Regions from separate parts of the Mus musculus genome. Here all the other regions are linked to region 1. The links are chromatin loops, found by intact Hi-C in ENCODE. Cell type or tissue: heart. All regions are shown on one strand.

Region 1 (5,000 bases):
TGCACATGGTGGAACAAAACCAGTCACCTCTGCATTGCTGAGAAGCAAAGCAGAGAAAGAGGAGCAGATCAGAGTCCCACAGTCCCCAGTAAGGGCATGTCTCCAGTGATCTAAATGCCCATCACTGGGCCCTACTAGTTAAGTGTCTACCACCTCCCAATAGTGCCCAGCTACAGAACCAAGCTTGTGACACGCAGACCTTTGTGGGACATTCATGATCCAAATACCAGCACTGGTAGGGGCTCTGCACAGGTTAAGGTCTGCGTGTTTGTTCCTTTTTTCTGTTTTGTTTTTCCCTTTAAAATTGTATTGATTTGATTTGTATGCTTGCCTGCTCATGTCTGCCCAAGAGGGCCAAGAGGGCCAAAGAAGGCATCGGATCCCATATAACTGGAGTTATAAGTGGTTGTGAGTTGTCCTGTGGATGCTGGGAACTGAACCCATGACCTTTGCAGTGCTCTTAACCACGGTACCATTTCTCCAGCCTCAGGTTCTGCTCTTTTGAGGGAGCTGGTTGCTAAGCATTGGCCTAGGAGCATGTGAGCAGGCTTCATGTCTCTTCCTCCCTTTCCCTGTCTCTCATTTTCTGAATGTGTGTGTGTTTCAACAGAAGGGGGGGAGGGGGAGGGGGAGTGGGGAGGGGAGGGGAAGGAGGAGGAGGAGGAGGAGGAGAAGGAGAGGAAGAGGAGGAAGGAGGAGGAGGAAGGGGGAGGAGAGGAAGAAGAAGAAGAGGAAGAAGGAGAAGGAGAAGGAGAAGGAGAAGGAGAAGGAGAAGGAGAAGGAGAAGGAGAAGGAGAAGGAGAAGAAATCACCTAGTAGTTTCTATAAACAAGTAGGAGAAGTAAACCAGGTATATAGAGAGTGTGGGCTTGCAACCCCTACTCAAGAGAGTTCAAGGCCAACCAAAGCAGTTTCCCAGACTCTGGCTCAAAATGAGAAGAAGTGAGCTGGCAGTGTGGCTCAGTGGTGCATGTTCAAGGCCCCATGCTCAATTTTGGAAGAAAAGAAGAAGAAATGGGCTGAAGAATACATGGTGTCTCACAGTCAGTGCTAACAGAGGTGAAAGGATTTCCTCGTGGTAAATGCGAGAGTGATTATGTACTTTCCCTTCGTAAGCGGACAGTATTTCAAGTTTGTTCACCTTTATCCTGATAAAAGGGAGGTCAGTCAAAGACATCTAAAAGACAAAGGCTTGCCCTTTCAAAGCAAGGTTATGTTGCAACGGAGTGGGAGGCCTTTAAAGAAACTCAAGCTTTGGGGAGAGGATGTGGAAAGCAGGTAGGTGATCTGAGGCTGAGGCTGAGGCTGAGGCTGAGGCTGAGGCTGAGGCTGAGGCTGAGGCTGAGGCTGAGGCTGATGTAAAACCCAGAGCCTGTGGTTTCCAAAGCTGGAGATTCTGACTTTATGTCACCGTTAGCTTCATCTGTTACCTTGACACAAACATAATAGTCACTTGGCAAGAGGGAAACTCAACTGACAGATCGCCTCCATTAGATTGGCCCATGATGCATTCTCTTAATTACTAATTGATGTAAGAGGGCCCAGCCCATGGTGACATCCCTAGGTGGGCCTGGGCTACCATGAACTAGAGGCAAGTCAGTAAACAATGTTTATTCCTCCATGGTTTCTGCTTCAAGGTCCTTAGTGGGCTGTAACCTATAAGTGGAATAAGCCCCCCCCCCCAAGTTGGTTTTGCTCAGTGTTTTATCACAACATAGAAACCAAAGTAGGGCACCTTGTGAGAATCTTCTAAAATAAACTGACTTGTCTCCAGTATGAAAAGATAAAGCCTTCTAATTATTTTACAGAAACAGCTAGTTGGCAGCAGGAGTCATGGCAGCTGTTAGCTGACTCCCAAGTAAGGCAGTCGCGTGTGGGTGAATAGCACAGGCCAGGAACTTGTAGTCCTCCTCCAAGTGCTGAGATGCTAAGTGTTGCCGGGAAGAGTCTGGTGTAAGTGTGTCCTCCAGAGGTGCAGCTGCTGGGAGCTTAGCACTCAGCGTGCTGATATCTCTTGGAGGCAGAACCTTCAAGAAGTGGTGCCTAGGCCATCAAGATGGTTCAGCTGGCAAAGGTGCCTGATGTCCAGCCTGTGTGGCGTGGAAAGAGAACTACTCACAGAAACTGTCTTCTGAGCTACACACACACATTACACACATGTACACACACACACTCATACATGCACACACACACACAAACACACACACATATACACACATTACACACATGTCCACACACACACATACACCACACACACTCATACATGCACACACACTCACACACATTTATACACACAAACACACACATATATACACATTACACACACACATACACACATACATACCACAGACACAAAATAAAATATATAAAAATAAAATATATAAATAAACATAAAGGATGGATAGTTAAATATTTTTATTGATAACATCCTTTAAAATTTGGTAATATTAGCTTAGGGACAATCTTAAATGCATCTGTGACACAAAATCCTTTTCTTATCAGATCCAACCACATTTGGACATTTGGATTTTAGCCTCCCCTACCCCTTCCCCTCAAGTCTTATGTTCAGAATTCCGGTGCAGTCACCATGCGTTTTGACAGGTCCCTGAATTCCTAACCTCTGCGTGCGCACGTGCACACACACACACACACACACACACACACACACACACACATAGCCTGGCTTGCCCTTCAGAGCTCAATTTGGGCCCTTTCTCCTGATGAGAGAGAGCAAGACACCTGGGCTGTGTGCATTTTCTACATATGCCTGTTAGATGTTGTTCCCGGGATTTTGTAGTCACCTACCATTTAATTATCTATGACCCTTGAGGGTCCTGCTTTATCTTCTGGCTTTATTTTTAAAATAACTTTTTTTTTTGACATGGGTCTCACTATGTAGCTCAGGCTGTCCAGCCATCACCGGCTGCCATTCTCAGTTTCACATCCAGAGAGCCGCATTTGACTTTGCCCTGCGACTCTGTGATGTGTTATTTGTGCAGTGGCCACCAGAGGGCAACAGAAGAACAGAGTCTAGTCAATTCTATCCCTCTAGAACTGTAGGCTGTGGATTGCAAGATTATTTTAGGTCTGAAAGGGAAGTCTACTGGTCACATGAGCCTCAGTTTCAGACAATGATTTTAAGCAAACCCTTCCAAGAAAGCACGATGGTATTCAACATTTTAATAAATTGAAACATTTGAATATTTTGAATTTAGAATTCAAGTTGAAAAGTTTGGGTTCTGCCTCCAGCTCTCTCTATTACCCAGCGTGTCTGATCTCAGATAAGACTTCGAATCTGAAAAGTGTTAGTTTCCAAATCTGACAAATGGGTGGCATGATGTCCTTTGTCTCCTGGGAGTGCTTTGAGAACTGTAGGCAGTGGAGCACACAAACAGCCAGAAAATGAAAAATGCCCAGGGAACTGCAAAAGCTAGATCCGAATCAGAGAGCTAAATAACAACAGCCCCACCCCCGTGTCCTAGCTTGAGAGCAAGCTGAAAGCTGGTGTAGCCCTCTTGGTCGGTGGGCATGAACGTATGGCAGTGCCAGGGAGGTGGTGACAGGGGATCCATGGGCCTTGATAGCCAAACAGCCTAGTCTACTTTGTGAGCAGAAGGCCAGTGGGAGACCCTGTCTCAAAACACAAGGTGGAGAGTTCAAGGCCAGCCTGGTGTATGCCGCAAGTTCTAGGGCAGCCAAAGGTTCATAGTGAGATTCTGTCTCAAAAGAGAGAGAGAGAGTATGTGTATGCTCACACAGAGAGAGAGAGAGAGAGGGAGAGAGAGAGAGAGAGAATAACTGAGGAACGACACTTGAGGTTGACCTCTGGTCTTCATACATGCTCACACATGAGTAAATGCACTTGTATGCACAGAAACATACACATGCACATGGACACACACAATAAAAAGTCCTTCAAATTACCCAGAAGCACAGAAATGCACTGTATTTTGAGAGCCTTTTGTACGATGTGAGACCCACTGAGGACACGGTCACATCCCAGGCCAGGAGAGGCATCCGTTCACTGACTCTATCACCAATGCTGTCGGGTGGATGTGGATTTAGTGTTGTCTGCGGCCTGTGAGGGCTTGAGGGGGGTGGGTTTTTGTTGTTCTTGCTAAGTCTGCTCAGTTTGCACAGGTTCTGTATGTGTATAATACAAGCAGGTCCAGAATATGTTTTTCAATATTTGTTTATTAAAACAATACGTGGATATGACTGGACACCGGAGAGTGATCATATGAACTTGGATCTTGTTTGTTGTAAATGGCCCCTGGGAAATTTCCAGGTAGAGGAGATGCTGCAGGCAGGCGGATGAGCTGTCAGGCAGTACACCTGAGAGGACCAGGAGGGAGAGGAACGAAGACTGTCTCAAGCCACCATGCCCAGTTTTTAAATATAGATGCTCACACTCACATGACCAGCACCATAGCAGCTAAATTATCTTTCCAGACTAATTTAAAGGGCTTTAAAGGGAATATGGATAATAATTTTATCTTATATTCTTCATCTTTATCTCAGCTCACCATGGAAAGTGCTAGCCCACAGTAGAAGGTCTGTAAACTTCTTAGCACAGCATAGGAACCTTCTGTGGGAGGCACAGAGCTAGCCTTGAAAAGCTAAGACTCTCAGAGGTTCCCAGGGATTTGGGGGGGGGGGGGCGGATGACTCCTGCTTTAAGACCAACGCCCCACCGCAGTATAAGTTAGCATGCTTTTCATTCTAAAGGCTCCTGGCCTCTATGCCAGTCCTGGGGACTCTGTGGATTTCTTAGCTGTGCACTGATTCAGAGACTCTTCCACTCAGAACTTATCTCCACGCAGGTTTTATTCACAGTCCTTTTTAGTGTCTTTTCTTTTCTCATTCTTGTGTTACTTTTTAAAAAATGATTTATTTATTTCTATTTTATGTGCATCGGTGTTTTGCTTGCATGTATGTCTGTGTGTGGGTGTTGGATCCCCTGGAATTGGAGTTACAGAGAGTTGAGAACTGCCATGTGG
Region 2 (5,000 bases), 120 kb after region 1:
AGTTTTGCCCTGTGTGTTTGAGTAGAGCACACACCCGACACCGTGTGTGATGGAGAAGCTTGTTCACCTCATTGCAGGCAGGAAACAGAGAAAGAGGGTTCTAGCAAAGGGCCAGGGCAGGGTGTAGCTTCCACTATCCCCACTTCTGCTGTACCTGCTCTTCACGACTTTCCCATCGCGCATCAAGGGACAACTCCGTTAATCAGGTCGAGCTCTCAGAATTTATTGTCTGATCACTAACCCCTCTGAACCTGACACTTGGGGAGCATTTCATACTCAAATCATAACAGATCTCTTCTCTAAAGCACACCAAGATGTGTGACAGTGAGAGCACCGACCACCCCAGGTCAGTGGAGCCTTCATCCCCTTGAGTAAAAGGACACACAGACCCCAGTGAGCACAACAGATGGAAATGGGGGCTGTCTGCACTTGCAGCAAGGGCATGTTTTTAAGTGCTTCCCTCCACCAGGCTAGAATTCATCCTAAGGCATTTGTGGCCAGTCACCTCTGCACATAGGAGGTATCCTTGGGTGCTGACAGCTGGCATCATCTCTTCTGCGAGGCCGTGACTGCAGCATAGCTTCTCCGGTGCCCATCAGGCACCTACCTTGTAATCAGGTCTCCTACTTTGCAATGAGATGATGAATGGCAAATTACTGGATTCCAAAACAACACACAGAGGCTCCCCTCTGTGTGTGCATGTATGTGTGTGTATTTGCGTGTGTGTGAGTGTGTGAGGATGCAAATGTGTGAATTTGTGTGTATGTGCCTTTATGTGTGAGTGTGTATGTGTGCAAATATGTGAATTTGTGTGTATGTGCCTTTATGTGTGAGTGTGCATGTGTGTGAATCTGTGTATGTGTGTGAATTTGTGTGGATATATGTATTTGTGTGTGAGAATGTGTGTGAATTTGTGTGAGTCTTTATGTGTGACTCTGTGTGTGTGTGTGAATCTCTGTGTATGTATGTGCATTTTGTGTGAGTATGCATATGTATGTGTGAGTTTGTGTGCTTGTATGTGTTTATGTCTGAGTGTGCATCTGTGTGTGAATGTGTGTGTGTGTGTGTGCAGTGGCAGGGCAGGACAGAACTCCCTGAACCCCTTGAGTGTAGGGGTGTCAGCATTAATAACACAGTTTCTCCTAGTGCCTATTACTGTGTTCCACATAGTAGAGCTTGTATTGGCAGCCTCCTCTCTGTGGTGAACACCTGAAACAATTGAGAAGAAGGGGAGATCTCCTTTGGCTCATGGGTTCCCAGGGTTTGGTCTGTGCTCGTCTGACTCTTGTTTCTGGGCCTGTGGTTAAGGCAGAGAATCACGGCAGGAGCCGAGCTGATCTGCTTGTGGCAGCCAGGAAACTGGGAGGGGAAGAACCAGGTCCTCTTTAAGGCCACGCTCTAGTGTTCTTCCTCTAACCACACTCCACCTCCCAAGGTTTCCACAGCCTCCCAGGGAGAGAAAGGCCCCTGCAGCCACAGCAGCTGCCACAAGTCACAGTCTGTGTGAATGTCTACTTGACTATGGAGGAACTGACTTCTTAACATCATTTGAGTGGTAAAAGCCACATGGTTCTTAGGGTCGCCATGTTGGGCAGTGCCAGTTTATAACAGAGTAGCCCTGATAGCCTTTGGGACATTGAGACATAAACATTGGGAGATATCACTGAAGCCAGTAGTAACTACAGGGCTGTTTGCTCCAGGCCTCAGGATGAAGGTCCAGAGAATGTCAGTTGACCAGAGATTCGCATTAAGTAAACTGCCTCTTGGGAATAAGAACACATGGGCCCAAAGATATTTTTTGGGTGTGCAGGTCTTGCTGAAGCTGACCTGGCCTTGAGCAGATCACACAGGAGTCCAGTGGAGCTCTGGCTCCACCTACAGGCCGCAGTGAGATTGCATACACTTCATTTTCTCTCCCCTACCTCAGAACATGGCCCAAGAATGGAAATCCGTTGGAAATAGCCTACTCAAAGTCACATCAGAACAGAGCAGAGAAAGATTTAAACAATCATTTCTTCAACTCCCTTATTACTGTTTCACAGTAGAGAAACCAAGGCTAATTGAGGTGACCGCTATCTCTTTGGCCTCTCTGCCCCTGGCACTGACCTGCTGAGCACACAGATGGGCTAAGAGCACGTGGGCAACAAGAAAAACAGGAACCATCTGGTCAAGGTCAGGCCTTCCTTCTGCCTCCTTATGACCACATGGTAATTCCTTTAAAATGCTGATGAGTAAGGTGAGAGAGTTGGCGAGAGGACGGGACAGCCATCCACTAACATCCACAGAGAACGGGACAGCCATTGATAGGGGACAGCCATTGATAGCATCCACAGAGAATGGGGCAGCCATTGATAGCATCCACAGAGAATGGGACAGCCTTTCCTTAACGATCCACACATACCTTTCAGGTTTTCGTCTAAAAATATCATTCCTGCTTTGGTTTTTAAGATTTCTGTGATATAATTCTAGTTTTTGAAAACTCTCCTCTGAGGGAAAAAGTAAATAGTGAAATCCTGTCAGGAAAATAGTAAAATAAAAAGCTGTAAATGAGCCGGGCGTGGTGGCGCACACCTTCAATCCCAGCACTTGGGAGGCAGAAGTAGGCAGATTTCTGAGTTTGAGGCCAGCCTGGTCTACAGAGTGAATTCCAGGACAGCCAGGGCTATACAGAGAATACAGAGAAACCCCGTCTCGGAAAAAAAAAAAAAAAAAAAAAGGAAAAAAAAAAAAAGCAAGCTGTAAATGGTGGCCTTTAATCCCAGCACCCAGGAGGCATTGGAATGCAGATCTGTGAGTTCCAGGCTAGCCAGGGCTATACAGTGAGGCCTTGTCTCAAGAGAAAACCCCAAATTCCTCCCCCTATTCCCACACTCCCCACACCCCACTCCCATGTATATTAGGATTAGCTCTTATAAACAGCAACAAAATGTTTTCTGCTTATTGATTGACTGGATACCATTTATCCATTTGGGGGTAACTAATAACATTTGATACTTTACCAAACAGAAAGGTCTCCTTCATGTCCAACTTAATTAATGTTTGCTGTCTCCAACCCCACAACTCAGCGTGGAGAACACTTAGCCAAGGTCCTGACAGCACCCCATTCCACTTCAAGGGAGATGATGAGCATCAATAACCTCCATATAGAGTTGCTCCAATTGTGGCAAGCTAGCCACTGCGGGGAAATGTCCCAATTTTATCTGCAGACAGAATGCTGTCCAAAAAGCACAAAGAGACATAGGATAGTCGATTGCTAAGCTCTGCCAAGTCAGAGTAAGCTAGTCCTTCATAATTCCTGCTTCATTTAAGGCCTGTCAGATGTTCTGGGATGAAAGGCTGAAGATAGATGCTCCAATGTCATAAAAAAAAAATGTAGGACTGTTCAAGCCTTAAGCTATCTATGTTACTTCTATGATTTTTAGAAGCTGAGTCCCTGTGCTTCCTGCATACTCAAATAATATTTATTCATTCTCGAATCTCTGGTGGGGTTGAAGACTAGATAGTTATAGTCTCACAATTAAACTTAAGGTGTTCTGGATTTTTAAACACATTTTTAAAAAAGATTTATTTATTATATGTAAGTACACTGTAGCTGTCTTTAGACAAGGGAATCAGGTCTTGTTACAGATGGTTGTGAGTCACCATGTGGTTGCTGGGATTTGAACTCAGGACCTTTGGAAAAGCAGTCAGTGCTCTTAACCACTGAGCCATCTCTCCAGCCCCAGGTGTTCTGGATTTTAATAGATGGTTTTAAGATGGTAATACAAGTTAAAATCAAAGATGATTTAGTACAGAATTGTAAACTCATTAAGTTAGGATAGATGATAAAATACTTTATCTGTATTGCCAAATATAATGTTCTGGATGCTATAAATGTATACCATGCTTTATAATTTTCATAATTGTTATAATTGTATTCAATTTATATCTTAGAGAAAAGGAGCCTTTTATTGGACTAGAAAAGGGAATTGTTGAGGTTTGGTCTTCTGCTATGTATTGTAATGCTAAGTGCGGTCTGGTTGCTGCAGAGACAAAAGTCTGCACAAGAGAGTCTGTACATAGACCCAAGTGTCACTGTTGACCTTGCCCCCAATTATTTCTAATTGGTAAATAAAGATGCTGACAGCCAATAGCTGGGCTGAAGAGACATAGGCAGGTTTTAGGGTTCCTGGGCCTGGGGGCATGGGAAGAGGACCACAACAGAGAAAAGACACCATGGGTTAGGAGTCAAAAAAAAACATGGCCCTGAGAGCTGGCCAATTGGAGTTAAGAGCAGCTCAGATGAAACGTAGTAGTAACTCAGGGATATTGATAGGAAATAGATTTTAATAGCATAGCAGGTAGATATCTGCCCAGCTCTAGTGCTGATTAAGGCTTGTTGTAAATCTAAAAGTTGTGTGTTTCTTTTATCCAGGAACTAAATGGTCAAAGGTGGGGTAGAAACCCTGGACCGGAATTAAACATTTCTACAACACTACCCTGCAACCATCTCAACGTGGCCTGAACCAGTTTGGGGTGCACAACAAAACAAGCTGTCCCTGAGTGAACTGTCTGTCAGTGATGATCCCCTGTTTTACCTTCTTCTTACTACAGAGCAGTCAGTGTAATGTTTAAAGTCACATACATCTGGGAGACAAGCACAGGAGAGAAGTGATTATATAATCGAACCTGTCAATCAAAACAGAGAACCATCCAAAATATTTTGCTCCTAACCAAATTCCCCCTTCTTGGACCCTAAGAAGCCCCCAACAATAATCTGCAGCTCTTCGGGATGCTGCCCCACGTGGCCTCCTTTCTAGTCACGACAATGGCTTCCTTGCTACTTTTGCAATAAGCCTTAATTTCAGTTCCTTAAGAGGCCAAGGTACTGGAGAGATGGCTCAGTGGTTAAAAGGCTCAGTGGTTAAAAGGCTCAGTGGTTAAGAGCACTGACTGCTCTTCCAGAGGTCCTGAGTTTGATTCCCAGCAACCACATGGTGGCTCATAACCATCTGTAATGG
Region 3 (5,000 bases), 240 kb after region 1:
AGGGCTAAAAATAAATAAGTTGTGATGTAGGCAGAGGCTGCTGAGTTCCCTAGGTATATAAGCAATTACAAAAGAACAGAGGAACATGACTTGTGTGTATAGAAGGTTGTTTCAGGGTTGTAGACGTAAGCAGACTATCAAAGCCATCATTTATCAAAATACAAAATGGGAATTTGGCTTTCTGGTATGAAAATGCACTTTCCAAATTTCATAACAAGTTACAATAGTGGCCTTTTGTCTTTTCAAGTTTGTTCCTTATTCCATCTGCTATAAGTAGAAAGAGTACCATTAAGTTCAGCTTGTCTAAAAATTATGAAAACTTTAGAAGGTAATGTGTATGCGTTACAAGTAGATTATAAATCACTAGCAATCAGAAGAACAAACTATTCATGGTCAGTGTAATCAAAGCACTGGGCTCTGACTAAGCACCATTAAATCACCCCTTGTCTACAACTGGGAATGCTTTCCTTATCTACAAGAGAGTTACTGCAAATCTACAGATGAACTCACTAAATCAACAGGCTACTAGGAAAACAAAGCATAAAGACTGACTCCATCTGTCTGTCTGTCACGTCTCACTACAGGACTTTGAACCTTCCCCAACATGTATAGCTCCATTACTTGGACATCTTTTAGTTGAAAACAGGATTTTACTTAGCATACTGTTAGACAAGAGCATTTACGAGTCTTTTCTCAGATGGTAGTTACAATATTTACCAGAGTGGATTTAAATGTTGTTTAGCCTAGAACCAGAATCTTGGTTGACCAAACTGCACATTCTTTTTTTATATGAATGACTTACTAGCTGGGGATATGGCCCAGGGGAGGAGTGTTTGCCTAGCATGCCAGGAGCCCTGGGCTTGTTCCCCAGGGCACATGTGTAATTTCAGAACTTGGAAGACGGGACCAGGAAGATCAGCATCCCAAGCTTCTCAACTACATAACTAAAGTATGAAGTGAAACTGGGCTACACGAGGCATTGTCTCAACACAAAAGATTAATCGAACAAGATTTATACTTACCCAGGGAGCCTAGAGTATTAGCCCAAAGTGCTCCTTGCCTAGTCACCATATTCAAAATCCTACCAGGGAAGAATGAGAGAGAGAGAAAAATGTATTTAGGGTCACTGCTTCTCTAGTAATCTTATAAGCCATAGCTATAGCTATTTAAAATATATAGGCCCACGCCTAAATGATTTTTGGAACTTCAAGGTACACCTTAATACCACCCCAGATTTTAATAAATAAGGTTGTTACTTTATATAAGTGAGGTTTATGATAGTAAAGGCACAAAATTATTTAGGACAGATTAAATACAAAGGCTTTAAACAGCAGCCTGAAATGTATTTACAAACTGATGATCTGTGTTAAAACAATGTCACTGTACCTGTGACAGAGTGGTTTGACATTCTTTGGGAAAGGGAATACATTTCAGAATACTAAGTAGGGCCAATGGAAAGGACATGGGTGTTAGAGTGCAAAGCAGAACTGAAGAGAAAGGAAGAGCTGCCTTTACTAGAGCACACGGAGAAAGCACTGTCTGCTCCCATACTAGAACTAAGCAGTCAAAGCGAATGCTTAGCACACTCTCAAGGAAGCAAAGTTTGGTCTTACACCAGAGTCACAGCCCACCAGAACGGTGACCCAGCAACCAGGTGAAGAGCACACATTACTCTCCCAGCAGTGTAACACCATCACAGGAATGTGTCTGGGATGGCTGACTACTACTGGGTAACACACTAAGAACTTGGTAGAGCTCTCTGGGGACGGTCTGTCGGCACACTTCACTTCCGTTTGTGAGCCTTTATCTACTGCTCACATTTTATCACCTGCCACTTTCCCACAACTCTGCAAGGCAGAAAGTAGACAAAGTTTTTACTCAAGATCACAAAATATTAAGTGGTTAAACTACAATTCTCGAGTTAAACACAACATGTTTGGCTATAAATTCTACCCCTTTCCAATTATTAAATGCTGCTTCTCAATATGGGAAGATGAGAAGATTATGTTGCTATTGTTTTCAAAAATGGAATATAGCATTTTGTTTAAGAGACTTCCCACTTCTAAATTCATTATAAATATTGGTTGGGGATTTGTTTCAAAATGATACAATAGAAGAAACTGGGTGACTGGCCAAGGCTGAGGGTTGTTGTAGAAGAATTAGGGTTCACAGGTATTTATTACAGTATTTTAGCTTCTCATACTACAAAATCTGCATTGTCAACAAAGGAGTTCATGCAGTAACAGCAACAGAAAAACCTGGCAAGCCTCTAAGGTTTCCTAAGGCCAACTCCAGCACGCCTGCTGCCACCTTCTGGCAGGACGATACATTCACAATTCAGAGATTAAGAATGCTTCTGGGCAGATGGCTCACTGGGTAAGTGGGATAGCTCCTGAGAAAGGACACTTTAGGCTGACCTTTGGCCTTCATATGCACCCGCTCATGTGGACATCTGCACACTTGCACATACATATATAATAATGATCTTGGAATTGTAGAAATTCCAGTTAAGGGGCTGGTGAGATGGCTCAGTGGTTAAGAGCACCAACTGCTCTTCAAAGGTCCCGAGTTCAACCACATGCAACCACATAGTAGCTCACAAAATCTGATACCCTTTTCTAGAATGACTGAAGACAGCTACAGTGCACTTACATATAATAAATAAATAAATCTTTAAAAAAAGAAATTCTAGTTGAGTGTTTCTGCCCCTCCCCATTTAAGCATGTCAGCAAGAAGCTAATAGATCTAGCTTCTATCATCAAGTTCTGAGTCCTACAGGCCCAAGAACAATCAAAAATCCCTATTAGTAACTCAACAATTTAAAAATATAAATTTGCCATATAAATTTGGAGAGCACATGTAAACCAAAAAAATCAGATTGGGGTTGTACCAGTTAAATGAAGACACTAACCAAAATCTACACCCCTGCAAAGCTAGGACACAGTAACTTGGTTCCTTATGCTTTGAAACCAAAACCATATATTAAAAGAGAGAGAGGTGGTGGTGGGGGTTGTTAATTATCTAAGCACTTTATTAACACCAGACCCCAAAGCAGTGGTTACTATGCAAGCATCTAGACTTACTGTACATTTCTTGGTTTGGACCAGGCCATGCTCTGGGTTTCCTTCAATCCTAAACGAAGACCGTTCATTGCCCCGAATGCGGCCCCTGGTGGCAAATCATAACAATTAAAAAAAAAAAAAAAGCTTTTTATTAAAAATAATTCTGGTTGCTTTTTTATATAATGAGAAATGCAATACAAGCTTTAAAAACGAAAAGAATATCCTAGTTACTTTTCACTTTAAGCACCATTAACGACTTGGATTTAAGGACATTACAAATAAAAATATTGGGGCTGGAGAGATGGCTCAGCGGTTAGATGGCTCCTTCAGAGGTTGTGCTTTCAATTCCCACAACCACATGGTGGCTCACAACCATCTGTAATGGGATCTGATGCCCTCTTATGGTGGGTTGAAAGACAGCGACAGTGTTCTCATACATAAAATAAAATAAATCTAAAAATAAAAATTGTACCTGTCATGCAACATCCTCCAATGGTAAAGAAAGCTAGTTCAAATCTGCCTCGGGTTTTATTAGCTCCAGTTGGCAAAATAAATTCATCAGTATCCTAAGGGTCAAAAAGGAAAACCAAGATGAGTGCTCCCTGAAGACCCAGGCAGCTGTATTTTTTTCCTATTTTTCTCTTTTAGTTTTGAGACAGTATCTCATTATTTAGTCTAGGCTGGTCTGGAACTCACAATTATCCTGCCTCAGTTTCCCAAGTACTTGGATTACAGGTCAAATTTTCAAAGTAGTTTGGAAATAAGTAAACAACCAAATTAATACAAACTCAGATATCAAATTCAAGCAAAAGTAAAATTGTCTGCAATAACAGCCAACACATAAATCAAAAGTGATGTGACAACTTCTTGGATGTCAACTGGTCTACATATGGAACTAGCTGAAACCTAAGCAACTGGCTGGGCACATCTGTGATTTTTTTTTCCCAAAATCATTTAAAGTAGGAAGAGCCGCTTTTAATCTGGGATCTTTAAAAGTGGAAAGATTTACCTTTATTCTGGGCCACACCTTCTGGTGGCAGCCTCTATAAATTAAAGGACATGAAAGATGAAAGCTTTCTCTGCCTAACAAGTCCATTCCTTCATTGGCATTAGAGCCTTCTTCCCATATTCTGGCATATACTGAAGACTAGTTGAGACATCAAGCCATACATAGATTGAACAACTACTGGATTCACATACTTTCTGTTGGTAGATAGCCACTGTTGGCTAGCTGGATTACATACAGCGTGTAAACCATTTCAATAAATTACACACACACACACACACACACACACACACACACACACACACACACACACTCATTCTATAAATTCTGTCCCTCTAGAGAAGCCTGACTAATACAAGTGACATGAGTATAACACACTGAATTCTTTGGAGAGATTTTTCTTCCAGAACTAATTTACTCCATCTATTCTTTCATAGCATAAATCTGACAAGGGCAGAAAGTAACCACATTCTTTGCCAAACTATCACAATAATAATAGTCTTTAGGATACATACTAATATTTTCTCCTCTGAAACCTCTTGAGCTGGACCCCCACAGTTCAAATCACCCTCAGCACTACTGTCTTCCATGCTCCAACTAGTAAGGCCCATTAACCCAAGCTTAAAGCATTGAGCTGCTTTTCTGTCCCAAAGTCCACATTCTTCCAAAGAAAAACATGGTCAGGACTATCACAGCAATCCCCCAGTTCCTGGAACTATCTAATGTCTTAGGGTTTCTATTGCTGTGAAGAGACACCATGCCTATGACAACTCTTACTGGGGCTGGGATACATACATTTCAGAGGTTTAGTCCACTACCATCACAATGGAAGCATGGCAGACATATGGCCCCAGAGAGGTCATTCGTGCTACCCCATACTCACTATAGATAATGATCTGGTGGACAATAAAAAATTTCTGCTTGGTTATTTT

The links. Peaks named below come from ENCODE experiments on the same cell type or tissue, not always from the same donor. Only the 100,000 strongest peaks of a DNase experiment are listed, where the experiment ranks them.
Region 2: a loop joins it to region 1, with 7 times the contacts of the local background. A loop is called at or near these places in 27 of 42 quality-filtered maps.
Region 3: a loop joins it to region 1, with 5 times the contacts of the local background. A loop is called at or near these places in 2 of 42 quality-filtered maps.

Annotation. Positions count from the first base shown.
Region 1 is chr14:31,952,105-31,957,104 of GRCm38, forward strand. No RefSeq gene overlaps it. Among named protein-coding and RNA genes, the nearest start is that of Gm41125, 11 kb to the left of the region's middle. In heart, a CTCF peak has its summit at 3,008 (motif pointing right); a DNase peak (open chromatin) is centred at 2,997; H3K27ac peaks cover 344 bases.
Region 2 is chr14:32,075,233-32,080,232 of GRCm38, forward strand. No RefSeq gene overlaps it. Among named protein-coding and RNA genes, the nearest start is that of Dph3, 8.0 kb to the right of the region's middle. In heart, a CTCF peak has its summit at 1,880 (motif pointing left); a DNase peak (open chromatin) is centred at 1,819.
Region 3 is chr14:32,190,320-32,195,319 of GRCm38, forward strand. It overlaps Timm23 (translocase of inner mitochondrial membrane 23), which reads right to left. Exons shown (of 7, transcript NM_016897.3): 3 at 3,535-3,628; 4 at 3,084-3,168; 5 at 1,023-1,081. LOC115488402 (a small nucleolar RNA gene) reads right to left here and starts at 1,731; the gene lies at 1,535-1,731. In heart, CTCF peaks have their summits at 2,319 (motif pointing left) and 3,488 (motif pointing left); no DNase peak of the experiment used is centred here.